Regions from separate parts of the Mus musculus genome. Here region 2 is linked to region 1. Evidence: chromatin loops called from intact Hi-C (ENCODE). Cell type or tissue: left cerebral cortex. All regions are shown on one strand.

The links. Peaks named below come from ENCODE experiments on the same cell type or tissue, not always from the same donor. Only the 100,000 strongest peaks of a DNase experiment are listed, where the experiment ranks them.
Region 2: a loop joins it to region 1, with 3 times the contacts of the local background. A loop is called at or near these places in 8 of 42 quality-filtered maps.

Annotation. Positions count from the first base shown.
Region 1 is chr13:38,033,374-38,041,373 of GRCm38, reverse strand. It overlaps Cage1 (cancer antigen 1), which reads left to right and starts at 4,437. Exons shown (of 13, transcript NM_027724.2): 1 at 4,437-4,555. It overlaps Riok1 (RIO kinase 1), which reads right to left and starts at 4,385. Exons shown (of 17, transcript NM_024242.3): 1 at 3,843-4,385; 2 at 1,100-1,301. The coding sequence starts at 3,913. In left cerebral cortex, a CTCF peak has its summit at 4,095; a DNase peak (open chromatin) is centred at 4,191; H3K4me3 peaks cover 2,269 bases; H3K27ac peaks cover 1,205 bases.
Region 2 is chr13:37,430,214-37,438,213 of GRCm38, reverse strand. Gm4035 (predicted gene 4035) reads left to right here and starts at 3,093. Exons shown (of 2, transcript NR_167664.1): 1 at 3,093-3,218. In left cerebral cortex, CTCF peaks have their summits at 3,789, 3,990 (motif pointing left), 5,969 (motif pointing right) and 6,266; DNase peaks (open chromatin) are centred at 3,872 and 7,779; H3K4me3 peaks cover 929 bases; H3K27ac peaks cover 467 bases.

The sequences.
Region 1 (8,000 bases):
TATTATAATCACCAGGAACAAACAGTTACAGTAGCCAACAGTACTATATATATATATACAGTGTAACACAGTCCATGATGAAATTATCCAGTCTCACCAGTGACTTAGTATAGGAGTTACCAAAACTTACTTTGTATTCCAGGCTGGCCTTGAACTTGGGATCCTTCTAAACCTCTTCTTCACAGGTAGCTGGGGCTACAGTACTGTACCACCAGCTCAGCTACACTTCTCTAGTTACCAATGAGTTTCAATATTTTTCCCCCTGCTGTGCTGGGAAGCCAGGAACAGACCCCAGAATCTTTTGTACGCCAGCCAAATGCTTTACTATTGAGCTACATTCCCAGCCCCATTTCTGTTCCATAAATGGTCTACAGTTAATAGTTTAGTTGTGGCTTTTCCTTTGTATATTTTTAAGTTCATTCATCTTATGACACTTCAGTAACTATTAACATTTACTGATTATTGAAAGAATCCAAATACAAGAAATTATGAGAAATATGAAAAGCACAAAGAAAGAAAAAAAATCAGTAAAAGCCAGGGCTCTAAGACAATATATCCTACAGAATCACAAAGCCTTTTTAAAAAACTACATGGCCTGGAAAGATGGCTCAGCCCATAAATTATTCTCATTCAAGTCTGAGAACTAAGTTCAGTCCTCAGCACCCACATAAAAAGGCAAACTCAGTGGCAAACATCTGTGATCCCAGCACTGGGGCAGATGAGAGAGAGAAGGGTGTCTGGAAGACATGAGCCAGTGGCTGGCTAAACAGTGAGCTTCAGGCTCAGTGATGTCAGGACTGGAACTGGATCCCAGCACACACATAAGAACCTGCTTAGATGTTGTGGATCCCTGTTTAGTTATTTATCTGTAACTCCAGCTCCAAGGGAGGGACTTGGTATCCACTTCTGCCTTCCCCACATGCGCACAGGTATGTGCACACACATGTGTATACACTCACACAGACACATCCACACACATAAAGAAAAGATGAAGTGGAGAACTGTTGAGGAAGACACCCGGCCTGTCCCCCTCTCCCCCCACACACACACTGGAACACAGACAAGCAGATAACACAGATTTACAGAATTCCTTACACACCTGATAGTTACTGCCGCCATTCCAGGTACAACCCTTGGTGAGTTTTCCAGTTGCATCGTCCAAGTACCAATCATCATCATCATCATAGTCGTCTTCCTCATCGGTCTCAGCGTCGCCCTTCACCTCTGCTGCAGCATTCTGGAGGCTTTTAAGTAGAACGCCGCCATCTTCTGCATGGATTGGCTGCAGTTCTTTGTTTTCACTAGGAACAAGAATGTTCTGGCATGTTTATCCATCCTCCAAAGGGAAAAACACACACATACACACCTTACGTTCCCCAATCTGCTCCGTCTTCTTAACATCAAGTTCTCTGTCTCCTCATCTGCAGCAATGCTTTATTCTCCACGTCCGTGTACCGTCAGTGGGTGTTGGCTTTGCTTTTGCCTTAAGTCAAGTTAGAATTTACACTATCATCTTGGGTAAATGAACTGACTCTGACTAGTGCACAAGACCAGACTCTAGTCAAATCATTCATACACCTACTTTCAGGGGTGTGTGTATCAAAATTTGCCTTTCCTTAACTCTCTGTAATACCAGGAGCCGTAGCAAGACACTCCTAAGACACAAATAACTCCAAATCACCTTTATTTATAAAAGGAAGCAGTGATGGAGAGGCCCAAGACTACACAGTGAAGTGGGCCAAGTATAGGACAACAAGGGGGGACTATCAAGAGAAGTGGTCTAGAGAGACAAAAGTACAGCCAAAGGGAGGAGAGGTTCACAAAAGATGCAGACCCTGTTGTTACTGATCTTCCTAGTTTTTCAAGAAGCTAAAACACTCAATATTTATGTAATTTTTTTCACATAATTGCCAGGTTCAATTTTTTTTAAAACATTGTACATTCCAAACAAAACATATTTACCACCAAATTCAATAAAATTCAATTCAGTGTTGCTAGCTTTGACCTTTCCTGCCTCTGTGTCCCAGGTGCTAAGATTAAAGATGTGTGTACCTCACCTGACCATAAAAAGAGCCATTTTTTTTTCTTCTAGTTCTGAGGACCCAGAGCCTTTCCCTCTCTAGGTAATCACTCTGCCACAGACCTAATCCCCAGCACCTCAGGCCGCCCCGCCTCTCCCACCCCCTTCCCCTTTGTTGTTTAGTCTTGTTTGAGACAGAGCTCCCTGTTGGGTCTGGCTGCCCTGAAGACACTATGAAGCTAGAGCTGACCTTGAAATCATCAATATCAGATGCTTCTGCTTCTAGAGTGCTGGGATTAAAGACGCTGTACCACCACACCTGGCCCCCAATGGGTCTTAAATAAGTTCAGTCGTCAACTCCAATTTATTAATTGGCTACAGCCCACAGGGCTTTAAATGCCCACGGGCATGAGTAGGAAGGAGACTATCATTTGATAGCTGCAGTTTACTAGGGCTTCATAAGTATCATACATAAATTACTCTTCACTTACAAATCTAATAATCTAGACAGGTATGTTAAAGGCACAACTATGTGAATGCTCTCAACTAGTCAATCCTCTGCTGTGAGGTTGTCTTATGCGGAACTACCTACCAGATACCACTAGTGTCTCAGCCCAGGTGTGACATATAAAAATGTCTCTGGATTGGTGCAATGGCAAAATCAGATCCAGCAGAGGACCATGGGTGCAGTCTCACAATATCCTGCGTGTATGGGGCCTGTGGGCAAAGTAAGCTTGTCCCTTCTTCCCACTTAAACGCTTCCGTAAGGATTTCTCTGAGATGATGTGCCCATTCCTCAGTGGAAGGCTGGAAATCTCCAACATCTCCGGCTAAGCCCTACTTACCCTCTATTTACCATATGTTATTGATCACTCATTTTTTTCCTTTGTACTATTCACCAATTTTAATTCAAATAATTTACCTCGTGTGAATATCTATCTCCCCTAGCAGAGGCCAACCCCTGTGGCAATCAAAACGGTAGTCACCAATATTTCCCTACCACTCGATCTGACACACAGAGTGGTCAATATATATACTTATCACAACCGCTCACAATTGATGAATAAAATCTTCCTGACTATAAGGTACGCAAAACTCTTTGTTGTTTCAAAATGGCTATGTGTAAATTCTCTTTTCTTTTGAACGGGAAGTTTTCCGTCACTGCTTGCTTTTGGACCTCACATCCAATTTCACCACAAAACCTCAACACTGCTACCTCGAAGTCGTTCTACGACAGCAGCTCTAGGAGCCATCCGGTTTGAAGCTGGTTATTTATTTATTTACTGATTCTCTGCTCCACTCCTCTCTACGAACATCTTCTACATGACTCACCAGTTCCTTTAATTCATAAATCAAATGACGGATGCTCTGTCGCTGCAAAAGCCCTCCTCTGGCCTGTAAGACCTGAACAGGATCTTAACTCCTCACAGTCACTTGGAAGGCTCGACCTGGCTGGCCTCCCTTTTTTGCCTCAATTCTCTCCGCTACGCTGTAGGTGCTAGCCTCTTGGTTTGCCCTCCTTTCCAAAAAGACAGTAGTGACTTGATTTGTCTTGTTCATCATACTCGCAGAGGTAAAACTTTTGCTCACTGTGTATGGAAGCCTGTATGAAGAAAAGAAAGGAAAAAAAAAAGGCCCACCTTCCTCAGTGGTCCCCAACTCTTGCTTCTCTGCTAAACGTCCCGGGACCCACTGACAGGTAGGTAGCTTTCACAAGCTGCTCACCCCGAGAAAAATCCAAAGCCGTCAGCTGTCAGCTCCCCGAGCCCAATGTGGAGCTGGCGGAATCGGAGGAGTCCCTGTGTCACCACCGGCCGCCTACCTGTCTGAGGAATCCGCGTCGTCAAATTGCCCGGGGACCACCGAAGCCATCCTGTCCAGACTGCAGTCCATGGCTAGGGGTGTGAGCCTTCGGCGCCCCTGAGGCCGCGATCGGAAGAGCCTGCTTCCCACCTAGAGGATCCAAACGCGTCTCCGCGATTCCCGCCCCTCAAATCCCTCGGCAACCGCCAGGCCCAAGAAGGCAACGACCAGGCGCCACCGGGGTGTCAGGATACAGGGTTTCGGCAAACGCGGCCACCAACAGGCCGGAAGTGCAACGCCGGAAGTATGCCACCAGCAGGGCCTCTCCAAACCCTAGTGCCCTCAGGGAGCATGCGCGTGACGGTGGCCGGGAAAGACCAATCCGCGATGTGAAGTGGGCGTGGTGCGTTGTTTGTAGCGTGGGATGTGTAGCTCTTGTTGCTCCCCAGCCTTTCGTTCTTGCTCCACCATGGCGTTTACGGTCATAGGAAGTCAGCCTGTTTTTTTTTTCCTCCGGCTGCTCCTGAAGACTTGCGTCCTCTGACCTTCTTCCTCTGGACCCAGGTGCGGTCCGGAGGACGTCACACTGGGGCGTTCGAGCGCCCTGCGACGCACCAGTTGGTGCCCTCGGTGGGGACGGTTGGAAGGTGTTCTCCCTCCCGCGGAGCCGGTGTGCCGGGAGGAAACCCGGAATCCTTAGCCTGAGTCACAGAAGCTCGATGGATCATGGAAGTGAGCACACTTTTGCTCTCTAGAAACGTTGGTGCGTTGTTTTGAGATGCAATGATACAAGTGGTTGGTTTTTGTTGTTTTTTTTTTTTTAAGTTGGGAAGTTCAAGGTTTTTTTTTGCGTTTGGCAGGAACTCTTGTGACACCTCTTTCTGCCTTTATTAAATGTTAAAATGTTAAGTATTATCTAGCGCGCGCTTGTGTATGCGTGCTCCGTGAGTGAAGTTCAGAGAATAACTTGAGGGCTTACTCCTTCCACCTTGGGCTCCGGGAACCGAACTCTGGTCGTCCGCGCTTTTTCCTGTTCAGCCATCTCACAAGCCCTCATTATCTTCAAACGGTTTTAACTCAAGCCGAGCGGTGGTGGCACACGCCTTTAATCCCATCCCTTGGGAGGCAGAGGCAGGCGGATCTCTTGAGTTTGAGGCCAACCTGTTGACAGGAGGGGCTACACAGAGAGACCCTGTTTCCTCGAAGAAGAAGAAAAAGAAAAGAAAAAAAAAAACAAACAAACAAACAATGGATTTAGGTAGAATGGCTAACCAAGCCTGGGTGGTGGTGGCTTGGTTCAGCACCTGGTTGGGCCAGTCACAACTACTATAATTCCGGTTCCAGAGGATCCTACACACACATGGCACGGGTATACTAAACAGGCACATACATTTTTTAAAGTGTAGTTGCAAGTCACAGGCCCATGGAAAAGAAACATTTTGCGTTTGGAAAGTGATTTAAGGCACTAACACATCCCTGTCATCGAACAGGTAGTGTTTATTTGCAGGACGGGAAAGGTGAGCCCAAGGTTGAGTCCTCCAGCAGCCCTGCCTAGCTTCCTTAGCCTACTTGGTTTTTTACAGTTTACCAAATGATGACATCGATTTGAAAACGTCTTCAGTAAATAAGTAATCTAACAAAGTCATCCAGGCAGACAGGTACTAAGGATAGACTGAGACAATCTGATAATATGCCACTAGAATGGGGGGTATTTTCAGCCTGTGTTTTAACTGTGTAGACCAGAGTTTCTTAACTAAAGATCATGGCCCCATAATGGGGTGGGGAGAGTCATGATAAATTCTCCACACCCAAAACTTGATTCATAATTTAAACGGTGGGGTGAATCTGACAAATTTCGGGCAATATTCACCCATGATAACTTCACACAGCTTTCACTGTTCTCACCACTATACCAACTCACAGCAGCAAACTGCCTGAAATACCTCTGTTCAGATTTGAAACTTATATGTTCCTGTTAGGGTCCAAGAATAGCTGAAGGAAGACCCCAGACTCAAATAGGATGCACAGGCAAGAAGAGTGTTTACTGAAGAAATTACCAGCATTCAGGGGCCAACCATTTATCAAAACGGCAACCACCTGAGGGGCTCATGGACCCCTTTAATGGAGGGCTAAGAGAATTTTCCAGAAGGATTAGGTAACCTCCAATAGGGGGGCAACGCAGTAACATTAGTACAATTCTGATTGGTTGTTAACCTAGTTTCATTGTAATTGCTGAGACCAAAGAATTTTGGAAACCAGCTCTGTTCTGGCCTTGTTATCTCCTCCAGCTAGGTGGCCTCCAGCAGTTCCAGACTTAGCCTCCCTAAGTCAGGGCCATCTGACTGAAGGCCCATTGTCAGCAACTCCTGGGGAACCCAGTGTGCCTCCCAGGAAATGAAAATTTTATTCCCAAGGCTTTGGACTTCTCATTATGAACTGCAGAGTTTTTTTTACTGTACATTGCAGTTTTCTGGTCTTACAGAAATAATCGTTTCATTACAGAAAGCAGACCTAATGTTTTCCTGGTTCCATTTCTCAGCAGATAAATATTAAAATAGTATATCTTTGGATGGTATTATGTCAGATAAACACATCTAATTAGTATGTAAATTTGCTTTCCTATTTAACAGGTAGTAAAATTATATGTATATCAAAAGAATTTTAAAATAAATTTCTGTATAATTTATTATCAGTAAGTGTTTTGTTTGTAATTCTACTTTATGTGCATGTAAACTTTACATAGTGAGTAGGAAAAGTTTTAAAAGCCATGAACTAATCTATCCCACTAGATGTAAAAAGAGAAGACTGTAAATAGGAAAATCAGGGGCTAGAGATGTGGGTGCAGCTGGGAAAGTGCATACTGCTCAGACAAAGGACTGGAGTCTGGTTCCCAGTGCTCAGGTCAGGTGACCCCCCTCTTCCTGTAACTCCAGCTCGGACACCACTGGGGACACCACTGGCTTCCCAGGACTCCTTGAATCACAAGCACAGACATGCACAGACATACAAATACATGCACATACATAATTACATCTAATAGGAAAATTAGGCCCAAGAAAGAAGAGAGCTGGCATGGAACAGGACTGGTGTGTGTGCAGGAAGTATTGAGAAACTCTAGACTCCTTGCTGGACAATTACAATGTGGATATGGAAAGTTAGTGACACCCTTGCAGCTTAAGACTGAACAGTAGACAGTGGTGACTTATGAGAGAGCAACGCAAATATACCATCACAGAGACTGTAAAGCTAGACAGTTGGTGCGCTGGCTTTTGCCAGCTTCATACACTATTTGAGTCACATGGGGAAAGGAAAGCTCGATCTGGGGGCTCTCCATCAAACTGCCCTGTGGGCATTTCTGTGGGGCAATTTCTTAATCATGTATTGTTGCTGGAGGGTCCAGCCCACTGTGGTCTGGGCCATTCCTGGGTTGATGGGCCTGGGTTGTTTTTAAAAAGGTAGATGAGCAAACCAATAAGCAGTGGTCTTTTCCAGTTCTACTTGAGTTTCTGCCGCGTTCCCTCAGTGATAAACTGTGAACCAGAAGTAGAAGCCACAACCCTTCCAAGTTGGTTTTGGTTATGTTTGTTTGTTATAGCAACAGGAAGCCAACTCTGGAAGGTTCGAGGAGAGGCACAGGCTCAGTCAGACGGCTGGGATGTTAGAAAGCATCCCTTTGTACGGAGTAGTACTGGGTAAATGATGTGGATGTAGGGTTTGAATGCCTCATGGACAAACAGAAGAATTTGGATTTTATGGCTACACCTACATATCCTATCTCCTGATGGATGTGTATAAGAATACAGATCAGGGGGCTGGAGCGATAGATAGCTCAGCCATTAAAAGCTAGGTGCACAACCAAAAATATAAGAATACAAATCAGGACTGGAGAGATGGCTCAGTGCTTAAGAGCATTGACTGCTCTGTCAGAGGTCCTAAGTTCAATTCCCAGCAACCACATGGTGGTTCACAGCCATCTGTAATGGGATCTGACGCCCTCTTCTGGAGTGTCTGAAGACAGCTACAGTGTACTCATAGACATAATATTTAAAAACAACAACAACAAAACACAGATCAGTAGTGAGGACAGGAGCTAGAATGAACACGTGGATTATGGACAAATACACAAGGGAAAAACAGACAGAGTTGGATAACAGTAGCTATGGGAGATAATTTAGGA
Region 2 (8,000 bases), 600 kb after region 1:
ATGCAAGTGAAACCTGAGCCTAAAGAAACATCAGTACCTGCTGCCCTTATGATGAACTTTGGTTTCTGCGGTGATCTAGAGGACAGCAGATGTTCCCCATGGGCCTTCCAGTCCTTTGATCTGCGCTGCCATTTTGAGCATGGCCACCGAGTTGTCTCCACTGTCTCCGGGCTAGTGGTATATTGTCTGGGCTCTGAGGGAACCCAAGTTCAAGAAAGCAGGATGCAGAGAGCCTCCAGTTTCTGGGAAATGGCGTTAAAGCAGAGACCTCCCTAACAGGTGCTCTCTGACCTGGGGCGTGACACTTGGGACGTCTTGTTCAAGCATCTCCTCTCCAGTTCCCTATGACTTTCTGACTCTCATGAGCTGTACCCTTCACATCCATGGACCCCACACCCTTCCTCCCATCAATTCTCTCTGCTTTCCCGAGTCTTCTATAGCTCCTGGTCTGGGTCTTGGCAGTAGATGCTGCATGCCTTGAAAGGAAAAAGCGTCAATTTTCTTGTTTGTTTGTTTGTTTGTTTGTTTTCCTGGACTGGTGGCTCCACTCTATGGGATTCAGCCAGAAGAAGAAGAAGAAGAAGAAGAAGAAGAAGAAGAAGAAGAAGAAGAAGAAGAAGAAGAAGAAGAAGAGGAAGACCCCATTTTCAAGAAAATGCTTGTATGTGGATATCAGTAAGGGGTACAAACTTAATTACATCCAGAAAGACAAATATTACAGATGATCTTATTTGTGGAGCCTAGATTTTATAGCAGTAGACACAATTGTGACTACATGTATTACTTGAAGAAGAAGCAAAACCGACTAGGGCTAAGCAGGGGCAACAGAGGGAGGAGGGGAAGGAAAAGACAAAGCAGTACCTGGGGATACGTGGGGATATGTGGGGATACGTGGGGATACGTGGGGATACGTGGGGATACGTGGGGATACGTGGGGACCGTGGTCAAAATACATTGCAGACTGCTGTGAAGATGTTCCTGTGCGAGCCATTGCAATGTATCATGAATATACACCAACACTCCTCTACACAACACCCCTCGGTTCTCAGCAATAGATTGGGCTTCTCTGAATCTTCCGTCTTGTCCCTCCAGTCCTCATCAGTCCTGTAGCCACTCTGCATGTGGCTCAGTTTCCCCACATGCACAAGGCTTTCCCGCTAGCACAGACTTTCCCCCCTGGGCTTTTGAGGGGGCGGGGTCCTGCAATCACACTCACTCTTGAACCTCCTTGTTCTAAAAACCACATTCCATACCTACTTCAGAGTGCAAGGCGCAGAAGGCCACATTCGCACAGGTGTTATTATTACTCCAGTTTGTACCCCGACAGCTGAGCTGTCCTGCTCTGTTCCTGCCTCGTGGAGTCCGTGAAGGCAGACACACTCTTACCCGGCTTTGGAAAACAATACAAGTTCCCGTAAGAGCTCGGTTGCCACACTGCAGAGCTTGCTGAATGATATCTGCTTAGCTCACTTGCAAATGACACCAGGACTGGTTAAAGACCATCCCCCTAGGTAATAGGTGTGAAATCGGTGTTCATCACCAGTGGCTTTTCATTGGGTGGCTTTGGTAAATTCCTACCTCCCCGCAGACCTGGGCAGGCCCTTCTTCCTGCGGTTGAAGTGTTGTTTCAACCCTTCCCTTAAATCGGACGCTTCTGGTGCTGTGGAAATCAACACCCCTTAGTGATGCTTATCCAAGACAGCAGGTGACTTTTCTCCGGTTACAAGAAAAGGAAAGGCTTGCTCTAGGGGAGACTGGAATCTACCCGTCACCCTCCACCCCCCCCCCCCAGGAACAGAATTTGAGAAGCTCTCCAGGGGTGCTGTGATGTATTTTCATGCAGAGAGAAGAGGGTCTCAGACATTCTTCGCTAAAGTAACGAAGTCTTAGCAAGTCTGGTGGGTGTGTGAGGTGGGGGAGGGACGGTATGGAATGATAGTTGATTCTGGGCTAGGGTAGGGCTTCTGACTCTCTCTCTCTCTCTCTCTCTCTCTCTCTCTCTTTCTCCATAGGTGCTAATATTACAGGTGATGGAATAAGATTTTGGGCTTAAATGAATGTCCAGTAAGTTTTCAAACTAGCACTACACTTGGAATAATCTCAATGTCCTATAAGACCTATTAAGACATGAAATAAAACATTATGTAAAATAATAAAAACACAAAATGGAAATGGGTTAAACATTCTGGGAGGCACAATATTTCTCCACATATTTAATAAAGCAATCAGGAAGTCAGGGAATGTAGCTTGGTGGTAGCTCACTTGCTTGCAAAGCCTGGGGACCAATTTTCAGTGAGATAACTCCCCAACAAACAAACAAAACACATCCCAGAATCAGTAGAATGTATTTTTCAAGTACAAATCTGTGTAGCAATAACAATAAAAATGCCATTTGGTAAATACCAGGGTAGTAATTATTTTAGGTAGAGATTATGAATATGCAAAAATTAGAGGGCAAAGGTACGCTAAGGATCAAGACACTTACACAGTTTGTAACACTACGGCAGAGGACCTTGCTGGCCTCCATCCTAAGCAAGAGGCCAAAATGATCACTAGTAATGGCTAAGTCAGCAGCGAGAGCCTTCCAATACGATGTACAGGAACCTCATTCCTGTCCGACTCCTGCCACAACAGCTTGGCTTGAATTTAATCAAGAGAAAACCTCAGGCACACCCAAACCAAGACATAGTTCATCAAAAGATTGGTAGTACTCTTGGGAAGTGTCAAGGTCACGAGGGAAAAAAAAGGACCCAGCAACTTTCAAGTTTAAGAGAACTTGAGAGACACAGACAACAGATTCATTGTTTCATCCTGAGCCAGAAAAGGACACCAAGTAACACTTAAATAAGGTCTGAAAGTTAGGTAATACTAGTCCCATGTAAATGTTATTTTCTGATCTTGATTATTGCATCCTGCTTTCATCTTACTGTTCTGAGAACCTCTAAAAGGTATATAGGACTTCTTTGTATAATTATTGAAAATATTTCTGTAAGTCTGGTTTTCAAAATTGAAAGTCCAATCATCTATGTTTCTAACTATCTGGCTTGAACATCGTTGGGCGGCCAGTTTGCTCTGCCTCCTGACCGTTTGCCAGTTCGGGACTGCCATCTCTAATTAACATGCAGGGAAATGAGGAAATGGAGTTTCCAGAGCTTTCGTTGCTTTTCCAAATCCCAAAGCCAAGTCGCCCTGGTCGTCCAGCTGCTTCCTGCCTGCAGGTGAGAAAGGAGACCGAGTATGTTCTAAACTTTCCTCAGGGTTCTTCATATACACTATCAGAGACTCTAAGCACGACCTAGTGCTGAGACTCAAGGATAGAGACTTTCTTGCCTTCCACTCCCCCATTATCACTTCTTAATTTGATTATGTGATTTCCCCCACCCTCACGCTAAACTTTTAATTCTGTCTGGACACTTCATTGTGGCTTCTCCAAACCTTCCCTGTCTGAGCTGCCCTACCGCTGTTCTGCAGCGTGTCAGCAATAGCCATTTTAATGCCATCTCTCAAGAAGGACGCCATGAAACCTGTGTTTGCGTGCTCAAAGACAGCTGGGTGCTGCATCTGGACAAATATCTGGATTGAGCTGCTCGGGTGTTGGGAAAGTCGTTCTCATAGCAAAAAGAATTGGTCATTCACGCAGCATCCTTCCACGCGCTCCACTTCTCGGAGTTGGGATCGCAGTAGTGGCTGGATGGGTGCTGCCCCTCAGAGGAAGTTCGGCATCTTTTGCTTTGCTTCCTGGACCGAACGTGTAGCTGCTGGGAAAATACTTGACAGTCAAGCCATAGTTGGGAGGATTCGACAACTGGAAAGGCACAAACATCCTTTATCTGTAGGGTGAGGTTAGTTTCTGTTTGGGCTTGTGCTTTTGAAAGGAGGAAATAGTTTTCATAAGCATCAGATTAGATGCAGGAAATGTCCACAGGACAATGAGAAGCTGCCGGAGGCCGAGCAACAAGATTTTGTCGTTGATTACTACTGCCATCTCCTGGTAGAACTGGAGAACTACTGGGCAATGGGCTTGGTGGGTAAATTACGGAAGCCTGATTACCTCTCCCCAGCTCTGTTTTACAAGTTCTTAGTAGCGTGAAAGGGAAATGCCAAGAACTATCTTTTAGATAAGAGTATTTATTGGCATCTTTCATCTATCCTTGAATGATAAATATAAGCACGAGGACTAAAACTACAGTGGGCTTCTCTTACCCTTAACTGTCTGTCAACTCTGGAGAAACCCAACGTTCCCTAAGCTACTCCTCCATGAAGCTCCCAGAGCTTGGGAACATAATAAACCCAGCCCTCTCTGTGGCTTGATAGTCTCCTAGCCCTGTGCTGGTATGGGTGGGGTGGGGTGGGCTTTTTTCTTTCTTTCTTGTATAGAATAGAGTTTATTTGGGGGCATGAGAAGGGGAATTGAGAAGGGAGTAGAGGCAGAGAAAGAGAGGAGGCAGAGAGAAGAGAAGAGAAGAAGAGGGAGGAGGACAAGGAGGGGGAGGGGAGGGGAGGAGGAGGAGGAGGAGGAGGAGGAGGAGAAGAAGAAGAAGAAGAAGAAGAAGAAGAAGAAGAAGAAGAAGAAGAAGAAGAAGAAGAAGAGAAAAAGAAGAAGAAGAAAAGAAAAAGAAGAAAAGAAGAAGAAAAGAAAAAGAAGAAGAAGAAGAAGAAGAAGAAGAAGAAGAAGAAGAAGAAGAAGAAGAAGAAGAAGAAGAAGAAGAAGAAGAAAGCAGCAGCTGGCCAGGAACATGTGGAGAGAGGGGGAAGGAGGGAGGGAGGGGAGAGAGGGAGAAAGGGGTCAGAGAGAGAAAAGGAGCAGAAAGGGGAGGGGTGTTTTCCGAAAGGGTAAGCTTATCCTTACCACTCTCAAAACATGAATTTACACATCAAAGCATTTGGGTTGGGCTGGCCATGCAGATCAGTGGTAGGGTGCTTGGCCAGAGTGCATCCTGGAAAAGCAAAATGAAGTCAAAACGTAAGCCTCTTTGATTATGTTGTTCATGATACATTCAGTCAATATATGTATTTTCGGTGTGTCCTTGATAACCTAGAGTTATCAAGTTCTCTAGGTCTGCTGATTGGTTAGCAATGCTAAGAAGCGAGAAGACTCCAGCTGGGCGTCTGGCTGTAGTCTTGTCTCTGCTGCTCAGTTTCCTGTGTCTATCATAGGTGAATTCTTAGTCTGTGAGACTGTTTCCTACAGTATCGATTTTAAATAGTCCCTGGATCAGGGATTGCTACAAAGATTAAGTCTGATGAGCACCCAAAGCCCGGAGTAGGAGGCAAACGGGAAGCACACAGCAACATTGTAAGCAGAAAGTAATGATTGGCAGTTACTGTTGCTATCTATAGGGCTTAACCTCCAGTCACGTGTTATCCAAAGTGGTGTCAACTACCAGCTTCCTGTGGCCACTGAGAGCTTGAAATGGGGTTAGACCAAAGTGGCAGATGTTATAAATATACAACACTAGGCAGGCACTGTAAACCTAGAATCTCAGCCCTCCAGAAGTGGAAGCAGGAGGACCAGGAGTTCAAGGCCATCCTTGCCTACCAGGTGAGGAGGAGGTCAGCCTGAACTACATAGAGACCCTTTCACAAAATAAAACAAAGGTGCCAAGTTAAAATAAAATAAAACCACAGTTGTGCCTTTAATCCTAGCACTTGACAGGCAAAGCTTTGAGTTGGAGCCCAGCTACAGAGCAAGTTCCAGGACAGCCAGGGTTACAAAGAGAGGACTTGTCTCAAAAGACAAACACACACACACACACACACACACACACACACACACACACACACACACACACACACAAATACATATACACACATATATATATGTATGTGTATATGTATATATATATGTGTGTGTGTGTGTTTTAAACACACACATACACACAGAGGATTCTGTTTGTTTGTTTGTTTGTTTGTTTGTTTAAGATTTATTTTATTTCTATGAGTACACTGTAGCTGTGTTCCGACACACCAGTAGAGGGCATCAGATCCCATTACAGATGGTTGTGAGCCACCATGTGGTTGCTGGGGATTGAACTCAGGACCTCCGGAAGAAGCAGTCAATGTTCTTAACCGCTGAGCCATCTCTCCAGCCCAGGATTCTGTTTTATAAGTTTTTATAAAAGAATTATTTTTATTTTATGTGTATGATTGCTTACTTGTATGTATGTGCACTGTGTGTGTGTGTGTTGCCAGCAGAGGTCAGAAAAGAGCATCAACTCCCCTAGAACTGAAATTAGGAACAATTGTGAGTGGACATATGGGTGCTGGGAACTGAACCTGGGTCCTTCGTAAGAGTAGTGAGTGCTCTTAAAATGCTGACTCATCTTTCCAGGTCCCAGACTGCAATTTAAAGTCAATACAAAGCCAAAAATGTGATATTGCTTGCCAGTACTTTACAAAAATCTTGATTGCATACTGAAATGATAACACTCCGAGGAGCTGGGTTAAATAAAATACACTTTGACACTTGGCATGTATTTAAAACTTTTGATTGACACATGGATTGCTCATATTCATGGATCATGTCAATACATGAGCTCAGAGTGTGATGTCATGTCTCGTGTCTACCAGCTCACAGAGTAATTATTTTTTGGGTTGAGAATATCTCAAATCCTCTCTACTAGCTGTTTTGTAATATTCATTGTCTTCTCATCCATAGTTAACCGACTGTGCTAGTCCTAATATACATTATTGACATGAATCCTAACCATTTTCTATTTTAAAAAGGAGTTACCAGAAAATTATGACTTCCATGCTTTGTGTACCAGCTTCTTGTTGGACAATTCATCCAATCAGGTGGGTGGATTAGAGGGGTAGAAGGCATGGAAATCGGGGGTAAAGTGAGCCAGGAAGTCTCTTGTCCACTTTACCAGTATCTTGTGGTTATCATGGAACCAGTCAAAGGAGGCAGTGGCTGCTTCTCTCGGGTGTTATGGGCAATGAGCGTGATGCAACCCCATAGGTATTGCCTGAGGTCACTGTGTGGTCACTTCAGGGAGTGACACTCTGTTCTAGGAGTTTAAAGACAGACTGAAGACCTGATGGTTGAGACAGATGTGCAGGATCCAAGGTAGAATCTCAGATGCAGAGTGGGGGGCCTATTGTTAACTAAGAATGATGGCAACCTGCTATCAGAGACATAAGCAGAGGAGGGATGTCATTGGGAGCAGGGCATTTGCTTCCCCAAGGCACTGCTGATACTTAGATTCAATTCCATAGGTCATCACTTGCCAACATGTGCTAGATTCTCTATTAGAAGCTGGAAAAAGCACCATGTCTGCTTTCATGGTGCTCACTGGCTAGTGTCGAAGGCTGGGGACTAAACAGTTGCTTGTATACGATGATCATAGTCTAGAATAGAATGTGTTACGAACTCTTGACTGGAAGAGGACTCCATTGTGGTTTCTTCTGAGATTTCTGGGACAGTATCCAGGGACAGAAGGGCAAAGCACATCTTAGACAAGGCCACTGGTGTTGTGTGCTGGGGCTCTCAGATGCATTGTGTGCTGGGAGCTGCACATGGCCCAGCAATAATGCTGAGGACAAGACAGTGATGGCCGGAAGCTGGAGAGAAAAGGAGACAGGGCAAACATGGAGGGTTTAGGGGCACAAGAGCAGGTGCTTTATAGACCCGAAACAGGGGAGTGGTGTGACTACATTTGTGGTTTAAAAAGATCCTTCTGATTAGACTGTAGGGTTCTGGTGAACTCAGTTCTGAGTCTGCTCCCAAAAGGGTTATAAAGTCTGGGCATAATGGATGTAAATCAGCCGTTTGAGGACTCCAGAAAATGACGACGAGTAGTAGGTGGATCGGGAAGAGATGATTTAGAATATTGGAGAGCCGCCAGTGTGCCTCCGTTTCTTTCTCCTCTAGGACATTCTCTAGGTTTAATTAGAGCCTCAACCCAGGAGAGGCTTCAGGACTGGGAAAGATTCAGAAGTGTGAAGAATGGGAAAGGTGTTTCTAATATTAAAAAAGAGTCAGGGAAAGTTTAGTTTCT